Linked DNA regions of Homo sapiens: region 2 is linked to region 1. A link is an interaction called in ENCODE POLR2A ChIA-PET data of the cell type or tissue named here. Cell type or tissue: MCF 10A. All regions are shown on one strand. Each heading gives the region's core, and the rest is flanking DNA. Links, peaks and the distances in the headings are about the cores only.

What was found. ChIA-PET counts read pairs that join two places held together with the same protein. Peaks named below come from ENCODE experiments on the same cell type or tissue, not always from the same donor. Only the 100,000 strongest peaks of a DNase experiment are listed, where the experiment ranks them.
Region 2: POLR2A ChIA-PET joins it to region 1 with 15 read pairs; 3 of 35 experiments call an interaction of 5 or more read pairs at or near these places.

What each region holds. Positions count from the first base shown.
Region 1 is chr21:43,302,786-43,311,113 of GRCh38, forward strand. It overlaps LOC124905026 (a long non-coding RNA gene), which reads right to left. Exons shown (of 2, transcript XR_007067887.1): 2 at 8,260-8,328. Among named protein-coding and RNA genes, the nearest start is that of LINC00322, 25 kb to the right of the region's middle. RefSeq lists enhancers at 4,218-5,417, 4,825-4,924, 5,641-6,146, 8,249-8,328. In MCF 10A, for the core only: no CTCF peak of the experiment used is centred there; a DNase peak (open chromatin) is centred at 4,446.
Region 2 is chr21:43,189,869-43,198,196 of GRCh38, forward strand. It overlaps LOC124905025 (a long non-coding RNA gene), which reads left to right and starts at 698. Exons shown (of 3, transcript XR_007067886.1): 1 at 698-734; 2 at 815-930; 3 at 1,657-1,749. RefSeq lists enhancers at 783-1,284, 1,285-1,784. In MCF 10A, for the core only: no CTCF peak of the experiment used is centred there; DNase peaks (open chromatin) are centred at 4,333, 5,463, 7,143 and 7,613.

The DNA of each region.
Region 1 (8,328 bases), core at 143-8,142:
TGTTTTGGGGGATCCCTCACCTGGCTCTGTTTTGGATGCAGAGCCCTTGATGAGGTGGGTTGTTTGAGGGGTGGACCTGGGGATTTGACCCAAACTTCCTAATCCGCCAGAGCCCTCGTTGACTCAGCAGCCTCCACCCCCAGGCTTCTCTGTGCAGGCAGAGCCCGGCCCGGCCTGGAGAGCTCAGGACAGCGCGGCTTCGGGCCGGCCCTGCAGGAGTGCCGGGTGGGTGTTTTGTGTGTCCCCATCTCTGCCTGTATCAACCCTAAAACATACATCATGTGTACTTGATCCCCGTTCTCCTCATTTCCTGCAACACTATTGTGTGGACGCCATTTAGGGGCTGCTGACGGTAACTCACGTGGCCGTGGCTATCCCTGAGCTGCTCTGGGACTTCCTGGGTCAGTCAGTGTGGGAGCTGACCAAACTCTGAGGAGCTTAGTGTCATACTAATTTTGCCATTGACCCCGTTGTGGACCCCATCCTCTCCCCAAACAGGAGAGAATTTTGCCTGGAGAATTCTGAAGCTCGCCTCGAGGTTTCCGTCAGCCCCCTCTTGACCCCGGAGCTGCCCAAGGACACGAGCCTGGAGACACGTGTCTGATGTTCCGCAGTGACTGCTGCATGCTGGAGTCTGATGTGGCGGGACAGGCCCGGCGTATGCTTGGCGCCACGGTGTCCTTTCTCAGCCACTCGGCACTGGCAGGCAGGGTGTTTGGAACAGCATTGCAGATGGGTGTCAATGATAAGGTGAGGCTCCTATCACGGGCAGCGATTATTCAGCAGGGGACCCGTGGCTGCTCTGCCTTGTGTTGGAAAAGCTCTCATGGCCTCAGTTTCTTCCTCTGGAACTGATGCAGGACAGTGAGCCCCAAAGCTGGGGCTTAGCCCAGGAAGGTTCTTGGGTTCACTAGGGAGGAATTCCAGAGCGAGCGGGAGGTGGAAGGAAACAGCTTCACTGAGGTGGCCGTGTCACAGCTCCGTGACTGTGCCTGCAGGGCAGAGCCCCTCCCCCAGCCCCGCAGCATGGGGAGCAGCTGCTCAGGGACAGGCCTGCAGTCATATTTATACCCGTTTTTAACCATATGAAAATTAAGGGGTGAGTTATTCAGAAATGTCTAGAAAAAAGGAGGCAACTTCTTGGTCATTGCCATGGAAAGGGGTGGTAACTTCTGGGTGTGGCCATGGCCCTGGCGGGCGTGTCTTATGGAGAGGTGCTCCTGACTCCTTCCTGTTTCAACAGTCCTCAATCTGGTCCGGAGTCAAGTCCCACCTCCTACCTCCATGGTTTCTACCTGAAAAAGCACTGAGAAGACTCCGCAGGTGAACGTGCAAATCTGGGGTGCAGGGGAACTCGTAGGGGGATACAGGCTGAACTATGTCCCGCATAAATGATATGTCGAAGCCCTAACCCTCAGAACGTGACCTTATTTGGATAAGGTCTTTAAAGAGATGAGTTAAAAGGAGGCGTGAGGTTGGGCCCTAACTCAGCATGGCTGGTGTCCTTATAAAGAGAGGACAGGTGGACAGAGACAGGCACAGAGGGGCGCCCATGAGGACGCGGGGAGAAGACGGTCACCTGAAAGCCAAGGGGAGGAGCTCAGAGGAACTGGCCCTGCCACGCCTTGACCTTGGATTTCGGCCTCCAGAACAAGAGAAGATCCGCGTCTGCTGCTGGAGCCTCCGGCTGGGGTCCTTTGTGGTGGCCACCCCGGTGAACTCACACAGGACGTGTGAACTCACACAGGACACGCAAAAGTTTCCCCAGTGTCTCCTCTGGAACTTCCTGGTGTTTTGAAGAAGGCACTCCATTTCTGAAGGGCACTGGCAGCATATTTCTGTGTTTAGAACTTTTCCCATGCATATTTTTGAACAAGTATTTTAGGAAGATAAATATCAGCACGTTTTGCTGCTGTTGAGAGGGTCTGTGGGGTCTGTTTAGAAAATACGTGATGGTTCTGACCACAGAGCCCCGGGCATCACCGGCCACACCGTTGCCCCCGGGAGGGGTCAGCAGAGCCCCCGTGGTCCAGACAGGCAGAGCCTCTGTGTCCGGGGTGGCTGTGGGTCCTCAGGACGCCTGCCCGGCTTGAGTGTGTCTGTTGCTTAGCTTGTTTGGGGGCAGAATTAACCCAGTGCCTTCGCCAATTCTATTTGTTTTTGTCCGGGAGTTGGTGATTAGTGCAAACATCAAGGACACATGTTTTGAGGGCCTTATGTGCCAAGGGGCAGACAGAGGGCTTGTGTGTTCGGTGGGGGTCAGGACCTTGTCACTGAGCTTCCCTGACCCTGGAAGCCCAGGGTGGCCGCCTGCTTCCCCCATGGGCTGCTGAGTGAAATGGGGGTTCCTGAGGAGCAGTGACGGGGAGGTCCACCCAGGTCGCTGGGCCATGTGGTGAGAGCCTGCAGGTGGCACCGGACACGCCTGGGTCGCCCCTGCCATTGTGGGGCTCCCGCTACCCAGCTGCTGACAGAGCCACTGCTTTCCCCGGGTATAGCGCATGTGGAGGGTGGAATCCCACGTGTGGGTCCAGTGCCCACATGTCCTGACCTCAGGAGCACACGATGGTCTTGGGCCCCGCAGCATCCAAGAGACACCTGGATAAGGGCCAGGAGGTGCATGGCACGGGCTCCCTGGGAGGCACTCGGTTTTCATTATTTACTATTGAAAACTAAGAGCAGCCAGGTGGAACCTGGAGCTCCCACCGCAGTGGACTTCGTGGCATTCTCTGCAGCATCACGTGGCCTGGGGCAGGGAGCCCAGCTCGCCTCCTGCCCTGCTCGGCCCCGGGCTTGCAGCCACAGCGCCCCTCTGATCTCGGCCTTCGGCTGCGCGTGGCTCTCCCTTGTGTGTCTGTGTCTCTCTTCTCATGGGGACACCAGTCACATCGGGTCAGGGTTTATCCTATTCTAGTGGAAGCTCGTCTTAATTTAACTATTTCCATCTGCAAAGACCCGATTTTCAAGTAAGGTCACGTTCGCTGGTGCCAGGGTCACGGCACCCACATATTTTTTGGGGGGGACACAGGGGACCTGTAACAGATGGCAAGGCAGCCCCTCCCTTTAGGAGCAGGACTTGGCCGAAGTGCAAGGGTGGGCCATGAGGATGTGGACGCACCGCCCCGACCAGTGACCATGGGGGTTTGTGGGAGCTGTTTCTCACCGGCAGGCCCTGGGAACGTAAATGCAGGCTGTCTGGGAGGTCGCCAGGGCTGCCCCCTCTGCATCTTCCTGCGGGCAAAGGACATTTGCAGCCACGGTGCTGGGGAGCCAAGGAGATGCCGCGATGCAGCCACCCTGGGCCCTGCAGTGGTGCAGATGAACCACCTTGTGAGCAAGTGAAGAGGGGATGGGTGAGCCCACCCACAGCAAGGGGAGAAGGAAGTCCCCACTCACGCGGACACCGAGAGATCCTGCCCAGTCACCACTGCAAGGCCAGGAGTGGGGACCTGCAGTGCCCGGGTCCCTGTCCAGTCCGTAGGGCAGCTGGAGGGGGGTGGGGCAGGGAAACTGTCAAAGTACAGCAGTACAAACCTGGCCAGAGCCCACTGTGCGAATGCCCATTGGGACTTCGTGGGCCTCGGGGGCCTGAGGCTCAGTGGAAGAGAATTAAGACTTTTCTCAAAGTAGAAAAGGAAGAGGAGAATTCCTTTCCTTTCCCTCCTCCAGGGGGTGGAGGCATAAAGGGACCCCCAGGCAGGCACAGCCCGGGGGCCACGCATGCACCCTTCATTCCTCCACTGGCTGACAGTGTGTGCATGAGCGTGGATGGAGCGAGTGCTGCCCTCCGTGTAGGGGAGCCCTCCCAAGAGCACCCCACAAGCCAGGGAGCCCCAAGCAGCCCCCAGCGGGTCTGGGATCCGGTCCTGGGTAAGCGTACTGTGTCTCCTAGAGCATTTTTTAGGGGTGGCCGGAGGGACAGGCATGGGGAAGAAGTGAGCCTGTTCTCGGAGCTACCCCCCATCATCCAGAGGCATACAGGACAAGGCGCCCCTCCTCCCTCCACCAGCCCCACCCAGAAGCCCCTGAAGGCAGCATCAGGCACCCCAAGGATGAGGTTGGCTGCTGAATCTCCAGCGGTGACAGCTTGGTCTTCCAGCAAAATCTCCAGGTCCCAAGGAGTTCCAGCAGTATCCTGAGACCCCCTAATGCAGCGTGCCTGCCCTCGCCCATGATGGCCTGGTTGTCAAAGGGCGAGGCCAGCCCAGCATCACCCACAGCAGTGCATCCATGGAAACACACTCCTGGGGAATTAAAGACGGGTGTCACGTGCTCCCAGTCGGGCCAGGATGGAAAGGGTCTTCTCATCTTTCCAGTTGGTGCAATGACAGCCAATTTCGACATGAGCAGGTGCGCAGGAAGCAAGGGCAGCACCGGCCCAGGAGGGCCTGGTGATGTGTACGGTTATTATTGGAAGTGTGATGGCAGTCGGGAGTGCAGGGCCATGAGTCACACCCAAGGTGACCTTGAGTCATGCATCTGCCCGGCTCTTGGGCCTCGGGCTAACCAGCTCCCCGCCTCCTCTCCACACAGGAGACCACAGAGAGGTTTTCCGAGCCTGGCTGCGGGTGGGGCAGCCCCACCAAGTGTCTGGGGCCAGCGGCTCCCCAGTGTTCTCCTAAGCCTGTAACTTCCCTGGGGATCCCTGGGACTCGCTGTCTCAGACAGAGCCTCACCCACCTCGGAGCTGGTTCTCCTGATACCACAGGGCCCAAGGGTATCGTGGCTGCCAGGGTGGGGCAGGACCAGAAACTGAACTGGCTGTACTCAAGAATGCAAATGGCGTGAGAATAGGGAAGGGTGCCGGCCACAGTGACACTGGCAGCTGCGTCCTGCCCACACAGCTGGCATGGGAATTCCCCACCTGGAGCACACGCTGCTCATGTCTTAGTTGAGGAAGGGATAAGGGGCTAAGGAGGGGGTGTCCCTGACCAATGGGACCTGGGGTCTAACCTGACCCACAGGATGGCTGCTCTGTCCACCCCAGCCCTGTGGACATCTCTTGCCCACCCAGCCATGGCAAAAATGAGGAGCCCCCGACCATGGTGACCCTGTCTGCCAGCCCCAAATTTGGGACTCAGAGTTGGACAGGCCAGAGTGCGGAGGAACACCAGCCCCCTGGAAGCCCCCTGGAATACGAAGCCGTCACCGCTGAGATCATCCCTAAGTGCCTGCTGATCACCCCTCCCTCCTCCAGACGGAAGGAAATCCTACAAAGGAAACACACGTATCAGACTTTCTACACCTCCCAGCTAGACTCTCTTTCACCATGGGCTAACACCACAGAATGACCTTACAGGTTCTAGAAACATGGACATCCGCCCCAGGGCTTTGATTGGGGAACGGAGCCCCTGCTTTTCTAGAGTGAATTTTTTGAGCAGCTTGCAACCTCTGTCAGTAATTTGTCTCTTATTCTGGAGGGTGCCAGGCAGGAGGAGACGGTGGGCTTCCTGCTGATCCAGGCCCACCCTTTGCGGATAAGATGAGGCCTTCCCTGCTAGTGGGAGCCAGGCCTATGGGGCGGGGACAGCCTGGGCCCTCCCAGGGAGTGTAGAGGAGGAGGATGTGCTGGAAGGATGGCACCCCAGCCCGGAAGGACCCCCGCCCAGGACAGCCAGGCCTCTTGCCACAGGGGACACTTATGCCCCACACAGAAAGCACCCCGTTTCTCAGGGCTTCTCATGGGCAAAGTAACCCCAGAGACCCTGGAATGAAACTCATGCGTCTGTGAAATAAGACCAGGATTAAGCATCTGATGAGATTGTGTTGGTGGAAAAGGTCGGTAAAGAGGGTGTGAGCTTGGTGCTGCCCTGGTGAAGGAAAAACCTACCCAGAATTACTGTGGGTCACATAGGCCGGGTGAGCAAAGCCAGAGGCTTTTCCAGACCCCCTCTGGCTGGGTCTCCTTGGAGGGCGAGTGGATGGGAGGGGCAGGGAGGCCTGCAGGGATTGCCTCCAAGTGAGAAGCTTGGCCAGGCCGCAGATCCAGGCAGCTGGTGTTTTACTTTACTTATCTCTTCTCTCCTTTTTTTTTTCTGTTTAGTTTTTTCTAACACTTTTCTGTCTACTTTCAACAAGTTAAAGAACTTTTTGTTTTATTTATTTATTTATTTTCCTGTGGTAAAATATGCATAAGATAAAATTTGCCATTTCAGCCATTTTTAGGTGCACGGTTCAGTGGCATGAAGCATATCCACATTGTTGTCAGTCATCACCACCACGCATCCCCAGAACGTTCCATCCTCCCAAACTGAAACCCCATCCCCATTGAACACTCCCTCCCCATGCCCCTCCTCGGTCCCCAGCACTCACCGTTCCACCTCCGGTCTCTACGAACCAGACTCCGCCAGGGACCTCATACAGGTGGAACCACCCGGTGTCAGTCCCTGTGTACCTGGCTTATTTCACTCAGCATCATGTTCTCAAGGTCGGTCCTTGCTGTGGTGTGTGTCAGGATGTCACTCAGCATCATGTTCTCAAGGTCTGTCCATGTTGTGGCGTGTGTCAGGATGTCACTCGGCATCATGTTGTCAAGGTTGGTCCTTGCTGTGGCGTGTGTCACGATGTCCTTGCTTTCTGAGGCCAGATCCTATTTGGCATGCATAGACCATCTTTTGCCTGCTCACGCCTCTGTCCATGGGCCCTTGAGTGGCTTCCATCTGTCGGCTGCTGTGAATAAACCTGCTGTGAACATGGGTGTACAAATATCTCTTTGAATCTCTGCTTTCAATTCTTTTGGGTATATACCCAGAGAAGAAATTGCTGGATCACGTGGTAATTCGATGTTTAACTGTTTTGAGGAGCTGCCATACTTCACAAGTTTTTGAAGGTTTAGGGTTTCTTTGGGAGTTTCCGTTATATTTTTTTTAATAGTGTCACAGAACTAATTTTGATGAAAAACACTCATTCTCTATCTTCTCATTCTGGGGGAATAAATTAGTGTGATTTGAATATAATGTAATTGCATGCAAATCCAGCCACAAAACCGGGCGCTGCGCACTGGCAGAGGGTCAGGAGTTGTGCCACCTTGCTAGGGAGGAAGGAGGGTGTGTTTCCATGATATGCCAGCGGTCGGTCCTCTTAAAAGGGTGTGTATTCTCTTGCTGACTGTTTAGAATTGGCAAGATGTGGTAATAATAGTTGGTTTTACTATCATTTTTAGATTCTTTACAGGCATCACACTCCCTGATTGTCTTGTTCCCTCCTATTACACTACACACCTGCTATACCACTGATCATAGCTATAGATGCCTAGGACTGTAACTGATACAACAACAAAGCTACAAATGGCTCCAGGCCCGGATAGTTTCACAGGCCATTCCACCACACTGTTAAGGAACAGATAATATTTAAATGGATGCAAAGCATAAATAAGGAAAGAAAATTTCTAAATTCTCTTTATGAAGCTACCATAAGAATGATGCCAAAACCCAAAGAGACAAGCACAGAAAGAAAATCATAAGCCAATCTTATGAATGAACACCAACACAAAAATGTGAATTAAATTGTCTAAAAACTGTAAGCCATGACCTAGGAGACTTGAAGATGGTTTGATATTAGGAAATATCTTAAAATAGGTCTTCACATTCATAGAGCCTATAAAATTGCAGTAGTTGGGACATGGACCCCCTAGTCGGACAGCAAAGAAATTAGGCAGAGGAACCAAAAATGGATCCAAACACACCCACCTAGTTAGGACATAGGAGAGGTGATTTTTGCCTATCAGTGTGATGAATTCCAGTTGTTCAGAAGACACCAACTGAATTACAACTAAATAGTTTTCTAGAAAAAAATAAAATTGCATTTCTACTTTATTCCCTAAGGCCTCCATATGTTACAGCTACAGCAGATATTTTTATAAAGTTGGAAACCATAAACATACTAGAAGAAAACAGAGAGCCATTTCCTTTACTAGTTTTAGAAGGAGAAGATCTTCTGAAATAGAACACAAACTCAGAAGCCATAAACATGGATTAAAAGAAATAATAATAAAGTTAAAAATGTTTGCCTGGTGAAAAACACAACCACCATAAACAAAGACAGGTGAGAAATGAAATAGTATCTGCAATGCAAGGCACAGGAAAAGCTTCATTTGGTTCATACATAAAGAAGTTCTAGAAATCAATGCAATGAAGACCAACAAAGTGATAGAAAATGGGCGAAGTACAAAAACAGTTCACAAAACAGAAATGTGAAGGCTGTTAAACATATGGAAAGATACACACACTAATGGGAAAAAAGAAAGAATGCAAGTTAAAATCAGAATGTAAGACTGTTTTTAATCTATCCGACAGCCAAAGACAAAAGCATGAGAACCCTCTGTCAGTG
Region 2 (8,328 bases), core at 196-8,195, 110 kb before region 1:
TTGGGATATAGCCGCAGACGAAACAGATCAAAACCCCTGGCTGTGTGGCTCTGCATCTTACCCTGCAGGTAAGAGACATTTTGACTTTTTGTGATGTTCATTCCTTTGCTTTGTCTTAGGGTTTCCATGTGGGTGGGAATGCATCCCTAAACAACATCATGCTTCCTTTTGTGGTTTTGGAACTTGAGGTAAACAAGGTGATACTGCGTGGACCCGGATGGGATTGCTTCTCTCCCTTGGTCTTGTCTTGCATGTGAGATTCACCCCACAGCTGTGCGTGGCCATGGGCCATTTGTTTTCATGCGTCTATATAGTGTTCCACTGTTTATCGACTTATCCATTCTGTTGCTGGTGAACATCAGGGTTGCTTCTGATTTTTGGCTATTGCAGAAAATGCTGCTGCAAGTGTTATTACACAAGTCTCTGTGGGTCCTAGGGGTGGAATCGCTGTGTCATGGGGTGTACCTGTGCTCAGCTCTACCAGATCGTGGCAAATGGTTTTCCCACATGGAGCTCTGATTGCAGTCTGCCTGAGTTACTGTCTACTAATTTGCATTTCCCTGATTATTGATAAGGCTACGCATCTTTTCTTTTTTCTCTTTTGTAGAGTTGGAATCTTGCTATGTTGCCCAGGCTAGTCTTGATCTCCTTGCTTCAACTGATCCTCCTGGCTTGGTCTCCCAAAGTGCTGGGATTACAGGCATGAACCACCACACCTGATCATCTTTTCGTGAGTTAGTATCTTTTTGTATTTCTTCTTTTATGAAGTGTTTTGCCCGTGACTTTCATATTTTGGCTTTTTTTTTTTTTGCAGGCATTTTTTATATCGATGGTTCTCTGCTGGGATGACTTTGCCTCCAAGCCCCTGCTGGCGGGGCTCTCAGACTGCAGCCCCTGTGAATACTCACATGCCCAGCAATTGTCCCTTAGGTGCAGATGCCATGTGAGCCCCAGCCCTTGCCTGTGGACGTCCATGTCGTGCTGTTAACCCTGGTCATCCACAGTCTGAACCCTCCTCTGGTCCCTTCCTGATACAGGAAGTGCACTGGGCTCTTAGCCACAACTGCAGAAAGTGGGGCTGGGGTTCATTGCTTGTTTCTGGGGTCACTGCCACTGTCAGTATCATCCCCCTACCCTGCAACAGCTCAGCCTGCTTGGGTCTAGGAGCTGCAGCGCTTTCTATCCCTTCCTCAAGACAGTGAGTGCCCACCTAGGCCACACTACCCAGGAGCCAGTGCTGCCGCCACCTCGACCCACCGTGCCCACCTCCTGGAAGAGGGCTGGCGGCATCTTGGACTAAAGGTCACGTTGGCTTCCTGGGAATGCTGGCACACCTGTGGGCTGCCAAGGCCACTCCCAAGGGGCTGTGAGTTTTGACTGTGCTGGCACACACACCCCTCACGTGCACACAGTGGGTGCCCCAGAAAACATGACAGTGGCACTCCTGTCACTACCCAGACCCCAGGGCAGGGTGCACAAAGCCTTGATTTAGAGATGCCACCTGGAAAGCCACAGCCCCAATCCATTCCTGTCAATCCAAACCTATTGGAAATAAGACATGGGACTCAGCACTTAGCAGCATCCTCATCAGACCTTCTGGTAAATGGAAGGATTTTTCTTTAACACATGGGTTTTCTGATGTCATTTTGCTTACAGTGGACTGATCAGGGCCACTGAAGGATGAGAGAGAGAATACATGGCAGGAACAACGATTTCAACTCCAAGGAGAGGTGTGATGTGTGAAGGGGACAGGGGCAGAAGGAACAGGGTGTCAGGTGGGAGGGAGGGGTGTGGCCAGCACGGGGAGAGGAAGGGGAGGACTGCCAGTGCCTGGAGGGAGGCGACCCATTTCCATTAGAGGGGACCTCCCCTACCTCCTGGGCTCGATCCCATAATTAGCAGCAAAGGCAGCTGGCCAGGGCACGGTGCGCCGTACGGGTTTGAAATGGCAGCAGTGCCTCAAGCATTCTTCTCCGCACCTTTAGTCATTAGCTATTTGTTTCCTCCCCACAACAATTAGTGCTAATGTGACATGTGCTCATTTTTGTACGGGATAAAACTGCCATCCAGTGCGATTTGGTACAAATGAGTCAAACAAGACAGGCTCACCCTGAGCCTCCTCTTTTCTTTCTCCTGCTGGAGACCTCTCTCACCAGACACTCAGGTGTACCAGTACAGCAGCTTTGGACCTAAGTGGACTCCAGCAGCTCCATTAACCCAGAGCTTGCACCAACCCAGAATTTCCACCAAGCCAGAGTTTCCACCAAGCCAGGGCTTCCACCAATCTAGAACTTGCAACAATCCAGAGCTTCCGCCAACCCAGAGCTTCCGTCAATCCAGAGCTTCCACCAACCCAGAGCTTCCACCAACCCAGAGCTTCCGCCAACCCAGAGCTTCCACCAACCCAGAGCTTCCTCCAATCCAGAGCTTGCATCAACCCAGAGCTTCCGCCAACCCAGAGCTTCCGCCAATCCAGAGCTTCCGCCAACCCAGAGCTTCCGCCAATCCAGAGCTTCCGCCAACCCAGAGCTTCCGCCAATCCAGAGCTTCCATCCAGAGCTTCTGCCAACCCAGAGCTTCCACCAATCCGATCTTCTGCCAGCCCAGAACTTCCGCCAACCCAGAGCTTCTGCCAACCCAGAGCTTCCACCAATCCAGATCTTCTGCTAGCCCAGAGCTTCTGCCAACCCAGAGCTTCCGCCAGCCCCAAGCTTCTGCCAACCCAGAGCGTGCACCAACCCAGAGCTTCCACCAACCCAGGGCTTCTGCCAATCTAGAGCTTCTGCCAACCCAGAGCTTCTGCCCAGAGCTTCCGTCAAACCAGAGCTTCCACCAACCCAGAGCTTTTGCCAACCCAGAGCTTCTGCCCAGAGCTTCTGCCAGCCCAGAGCTTCCATCAACCCAGAGCTCGCACCAACCTATAGCTTCTGCCAACCTACAGCTTCCACCAACCCAGAGCTTCCATCAACCCAGAGCTTGCACCAACCCAGAGCTTCTGCCAATGCAAAGCTTCCACCAAGCTAGAGCTTCCACCAACCACGAGCTTCCACCAACCACGAGCTTCCACCAACCCACAGCTTGCAGCTCAGTCTCCAGAAAGGGGGGAGCTGCTCTGTGGGTGGCATTCGTTCCAGGTGCGACCCTGAGGGGATGGCCAGGCTGGGGGCTGTGCTTACTTTCCAGAGGGCAAGAGGAGACAAACCAGGGCCTGGGGCTATACACACATGCACGCGTGTGCGCACACACACACACAGAGGACACATCACACACACCCAGACACACACACACACACGCACTGCACACATCACACACCCAGACACACACACACACGCACTGCACACATTACACACCCAGAGACACACACACACACAGGACACATCACACACACCCAGACACACACACACTCTGCAAACATCACACACACTGCACACATCACACACCCAGACACACACACACACGCACTGCACACATCACACACCCAGACACACACACACACGCACTGCACACATCACACACCCAGACACACACACACACACGCACTGCACACACACACCCAGACACACACACACGCACTGCACACATCACACACCCAGACACACACACACACTGCACACATCACACAGATACCACACACACTGCACACACCTCATGACACACACACACTCACACAATGCCTTCTCCATGGCCAGGGGACCTGGGGCCTATGCCTGTGCCCGTGCCCCTCTGTCTGGGGGCCTGCCTGTAGGATGGTGGCCTCCTGAGGCTGGGCTGCATGGCAGCGTGTGGGGCCAGGTGTCTGAGCTCCATCCTCCTGGCCGCCACCACCACGCTGCTGGTGAGCTGGGGCGGCCAGAACTCAGCACCATGGTCCGGGCGTTCAGCAGCAACTTGGATTCCTCATTGCTCTGCGGCTGGGCATCCCACAGCCGGGACGGGGGCTTGGGCCTGGCGAGGCCCCTCCTGGTTCCCACAGGGTCCTCAGAGCAGGGGCTGGCTCTGCTGTCCCTTCCTCACCTTAGGAGGGCACCCACCCTGCGGGCTCAGGACCACTGCACGATTGGGTCTTACCCTAGCGCTTCTCCACAGCTCCCTCTCCAGACACAGCTCCCTGGGGAGGAAGGGCTGCCAGCAGGGTTCTGGTGACACAGCCACCTGCCCTGCAGCTGTGGCCTCTAGGCCCTGCTCTGCACCCCTCTGGCTGCTTCCTGGTGTGGATCCTGGGGCCTCTGGGCTTCCCCAGATGTCTCAGAATCGAATCAGCTTCCCTCCCTCCCAGTAGCAAACCTCAGAATGATTCAGCCCCAGGAACCTCCGGACGCTGCTGTTGCCTGGGCCCATCCATCCCCGCCAACAACCCTGCCAAGCCTGCTCCCTCCTTTCCCCTCCCATGAGAGGAGCCGTCCCCGCCTGGCCTTCCGGAAGCTTGTGGGCCTCTTGGATGGAGCATCCTGCCTCTCAGTGTTCTTTCCGATAAAGCCCCCTCGCCTATATGCTGATTTGTTTCATTTGACACCCATCAAAGGGCATCTGGGTCCCCTACCCAGGGCTGTCAAAGTTGACCCTTCTCTGGAACTGGCTGATTTGATCACCTGGGCCACCTGAAGGAGTGGGGGGACTGATGTGTGCCCCGTGCATTTAGAAGCAAGGAGGAGGGGACGGGAACTGCTGTTTCCTAGAATGGTTCTGTGATGCTGGTCTGCCTGCTGCAGTGGGGAAAGAGGACGTTCTTGCGGACCTTGACCTCCATGCCGGCAGCCGGACCCCGGAGGTGAGAGTGACTCTGCTGCACCCTGGACGCACCTCCCCCCTCCTCATTTCTCAGGCCTCCTCCACCCTTTGTGCTGTGGGGAGGGAAATAACTAGAGACATCGTCACATTGCATGTGACGGGAAGGTGACATTCTGGTCTCAGAGCCTGAGGCTGATGGCCTGTGGGGAAATTTCAGGGGAGCACAGAGAGGAAGAAAGGAGAACGGAAACCCGTCCAGGGGCCCCAGCCGGCCCTTTGCAAACAGAGGCAGGGTCAGGCGAAACCGAGGGCCAGGTCGCAGATGAAGGCTGGAGTCTGAGGTCTGGGGCCTGGGATCAGCCTGTTTTAGCTGCTGCTCGGGTGCTTTCTGCGGAGGGGGCTCATCACACTCTCCACCCATGGGTGCATTCGCATGTGGGGCACTGCTCGTGGCTGAGACCAGGGTTTGGCTCCAGTGACTATTTGTAGGTGGCCTTTCCTCTGTGTCTGATCCCCAGCTCGTGGCTGCTGTGCCTTAGTGGTGTTCCATTCCTTCCTCACGGCAGCAGCCCTCTGGTCTCAGCGGAGAGCAGGGGACATGTCCCCCCAGGACGGGCTCCTGCTTGCTCCCGAGGGGCGCCTTGGCAGGGCGGACATTGGAAGCTGAATGCGGAGGAAGCATCCGGAAGCGGCGCTCTTGGCCTCAGCCCTCCTGTCCTGGGGTGAGTCAGGATCTCTGCTGGGGAGGGCTCTGGGGAGACAGCTCTGGAATCCTCTCTGCTGGGTTCATGCAGGGCCAAGCCTGGGTTTGACCTTCATGCATGAAGGAAGGAAAGCGGGTGGAACAGCTGCGGACGTGGAGGCAGTGGCGACAACGGACTTGACTTTAACTGGAAGCTCAGGAATACTGTGGTCGTGCTGTCAAATCTCTGTTATCTCCGAAGGGGCAGCGGGGAGGTTCCCTTGTGTCAGGACAGACGGGAGGTGTGCGGGGGAGGCCGGGGGAGGCGGGTGTCTGGACTGGGGTCTGAGCAGCGCTTCAGGGAGGAGGGGGCCTAGCAGGGCAGGAAATGGCCAGATGTTGTTCTGCAGCCCCGTGGATAGGGGTCCTGGGGACAGGAGAAGCCCTTGACAGTGTCAAATAGAAAACAAATCTGGACGTAAGTCACGGGGGAATGTATTAGAAAGGATATTGCGAGAAAGCGTGGGGCCCATTGCACCAGGGAGGGCATGCCCACTTTCAGAGCGGGGAGTGCCTGAGGGTTGGGGAAGAGTGAACAGAGGGAGAGAGACTGAGCGGTGGGAGGTGGGGAAGGAAGGGGCGGGAAGGGGCCATGAGGAGAGAAGATCTGATCTGAGGCCCTCCTTTTCACAGAGGGGTTGGCTGTGGGACGAAGCCCCTTCCTAGCTCCTGGCTATCTCTTTAGGTGTCTTTTGAGTTTCACTTGTCACTGTGAAATGTCTCGTTCGTTTGGTGTTTACTAGTTCATTTCCTTTTAAACAAAGGAATTTTTCCCTCGCAGGATGCTCTACAAGTCACCAGCAGGCATGTGGAGTCACTGTTGGAGTCAGGCATCCACTCCAGTGAACTGGAGGAGAAGGGCTAGGGTCGAGGAGTATAAAACATGGTAGCCAAAGGCCTGGCTACTTGGCAGCGTTTGTGGGCATCTTTCCCTAGGGAGGGCTGTGGGCACAGGCAAATGTCTAACACAATTATCTTTTTCTTCTTCTTTCTTTTTTTTTTTGAGACAGAGTCTTGCTTAGTCGCCAAGGCTGGAGTGCAGTGGTGCTATCTTGGCTCACTGCAACCTCTGCCTCCTGGGTTGAAGCAATTCTCCCACCTCAGCCTCCCGAGTAGCAGGGATTACAGGTGTGTGCTACCACGCCCGGCTAATATTTGTATTTATGGTACAGATGGAGTTTTGCCATATTGCGCAGGCTGGTCTCAAACTCCTGGACTCAAGCGATCCTCCTGCTTCAGCTTCCCAAAGTGCTGGGATTACAGACGTGAGCCATGGTGCACGGCCTGCAGCTGTCTTTAGGTCTAATCAAATGTTCCTGAAATTTGACTTTACAAAGATCTGCTAATTCAGAAGAAAGCGCTTTACTCCCAGAACTGTGAAGCCCTGCAATGGACAGACCCAGGTTACTCTACTCAACTGTGGCTTTTCCAGGAACCGCATCCATGGGAAATCCCAACTTCATCCCACTTTAGGGAGAGCCACACATTTGTACATTCTGCATTTTACTTTTTGTATTTTTGAAAGAAGGAGCAAATACGGTCACATAAAGTAACAAAACAACGATTGTTAGAAGGGCTTTGCATGAATCCCTTATTGTTCTGCTCTGCAACCTGACTTGGCCTCTATTCCTGGATGGCCACACCCAGATTTGTTCCCTCTTCGTCAAGCCAAGCCCAGGGGCTCTTGTATATCCCTGTCAGCCTCCCAGGATCCGGCACTGGCAGGCGCTTAGCACGTATCTGTCACAGGTGGTTTAATTATCTGTTTGGACCTTCTCAAGTTACAATTCTAAGGAGTCCCAAGGAAGTAAAGTGATTTTAAAAACACAGAAAACAGTTTTCAGAATTTCTGCAGCCAGCCATGAAGGAGTAGCTAGGATGGAACTTATGCTGTCTGTTTCTGTTTTTGTTTTTTGCCAAAAGAACTAGAAAGCTGGACAAAGCAGACAAAACAACTGGCTTTGGACATCAGGACAAAAGGCTGTGCAGGGCTGGCATCCCTAAGAGATAGGAAAAAAATGAAGTAAGTTGTGCAATCAACTCTGTTTTCTGGCTGGAGGCAGTTTTCATACTGTCAGGCAGGGAGGGGGAATCCAAGCACAACATGGTGATCTAGCTGAATTGAGAAGAGTGGGCTATGGGGAGGCAGAGGTGAGACAGGGTAGCAGAGAGGAGGAAGATACTCAAATAAAGAAACTCAAATACCTGCATAAGGTCCCTTTGAGCATTCACTTAATACCAATCTGTACATGCGTAGGTGGAATTCCAGGAAGTGAATAAAGAACAGTGAGGTGTTAAGCTGAACAATTCCTAGAACTCACACCAGGCTGCAAGAAATTTGAACTCCTTCTATTCAGTTGGAGACCTCATAGAGCACTTGGGGCAATCAATAGACAATACACGGCTCACGCCTGTAATCCCAGCACTTTGGGAGGCTGAGATGGGCGGATCACCCGATGTCAGGAGTTCGAGACCAGCGTGACCAACATGGAGAAACACCGTCTCTACTAAAGATACAAAAAATTAGCTGGGCGTAGTGGCGCATGCCTGTAATCCCAGCTCCTCGGGAGACTGAGGCAGCAGAATCACTTGAACCTGGGAAGCGGAGGTTGCAGTGAGGTGAGATCGCGCCACTGCACTCCAGCCTGGGCAACAAGAGTGAAACTCCGTCTCAAAAAAAAAAAGAAAAAAAAATAGAGAATACAAAGGATCAAGCTTTAGTAGTAGGAATAAATTAACTCTAGAGTATAGGCAACTCTAGATAACCCCAAAAAAATGTAAAAGCAAGCCTCAAAAAGATCAACCTCATCTGCAAGTAACTTTATTACTTGCCAGAACAAATGTCAACACTATTTATA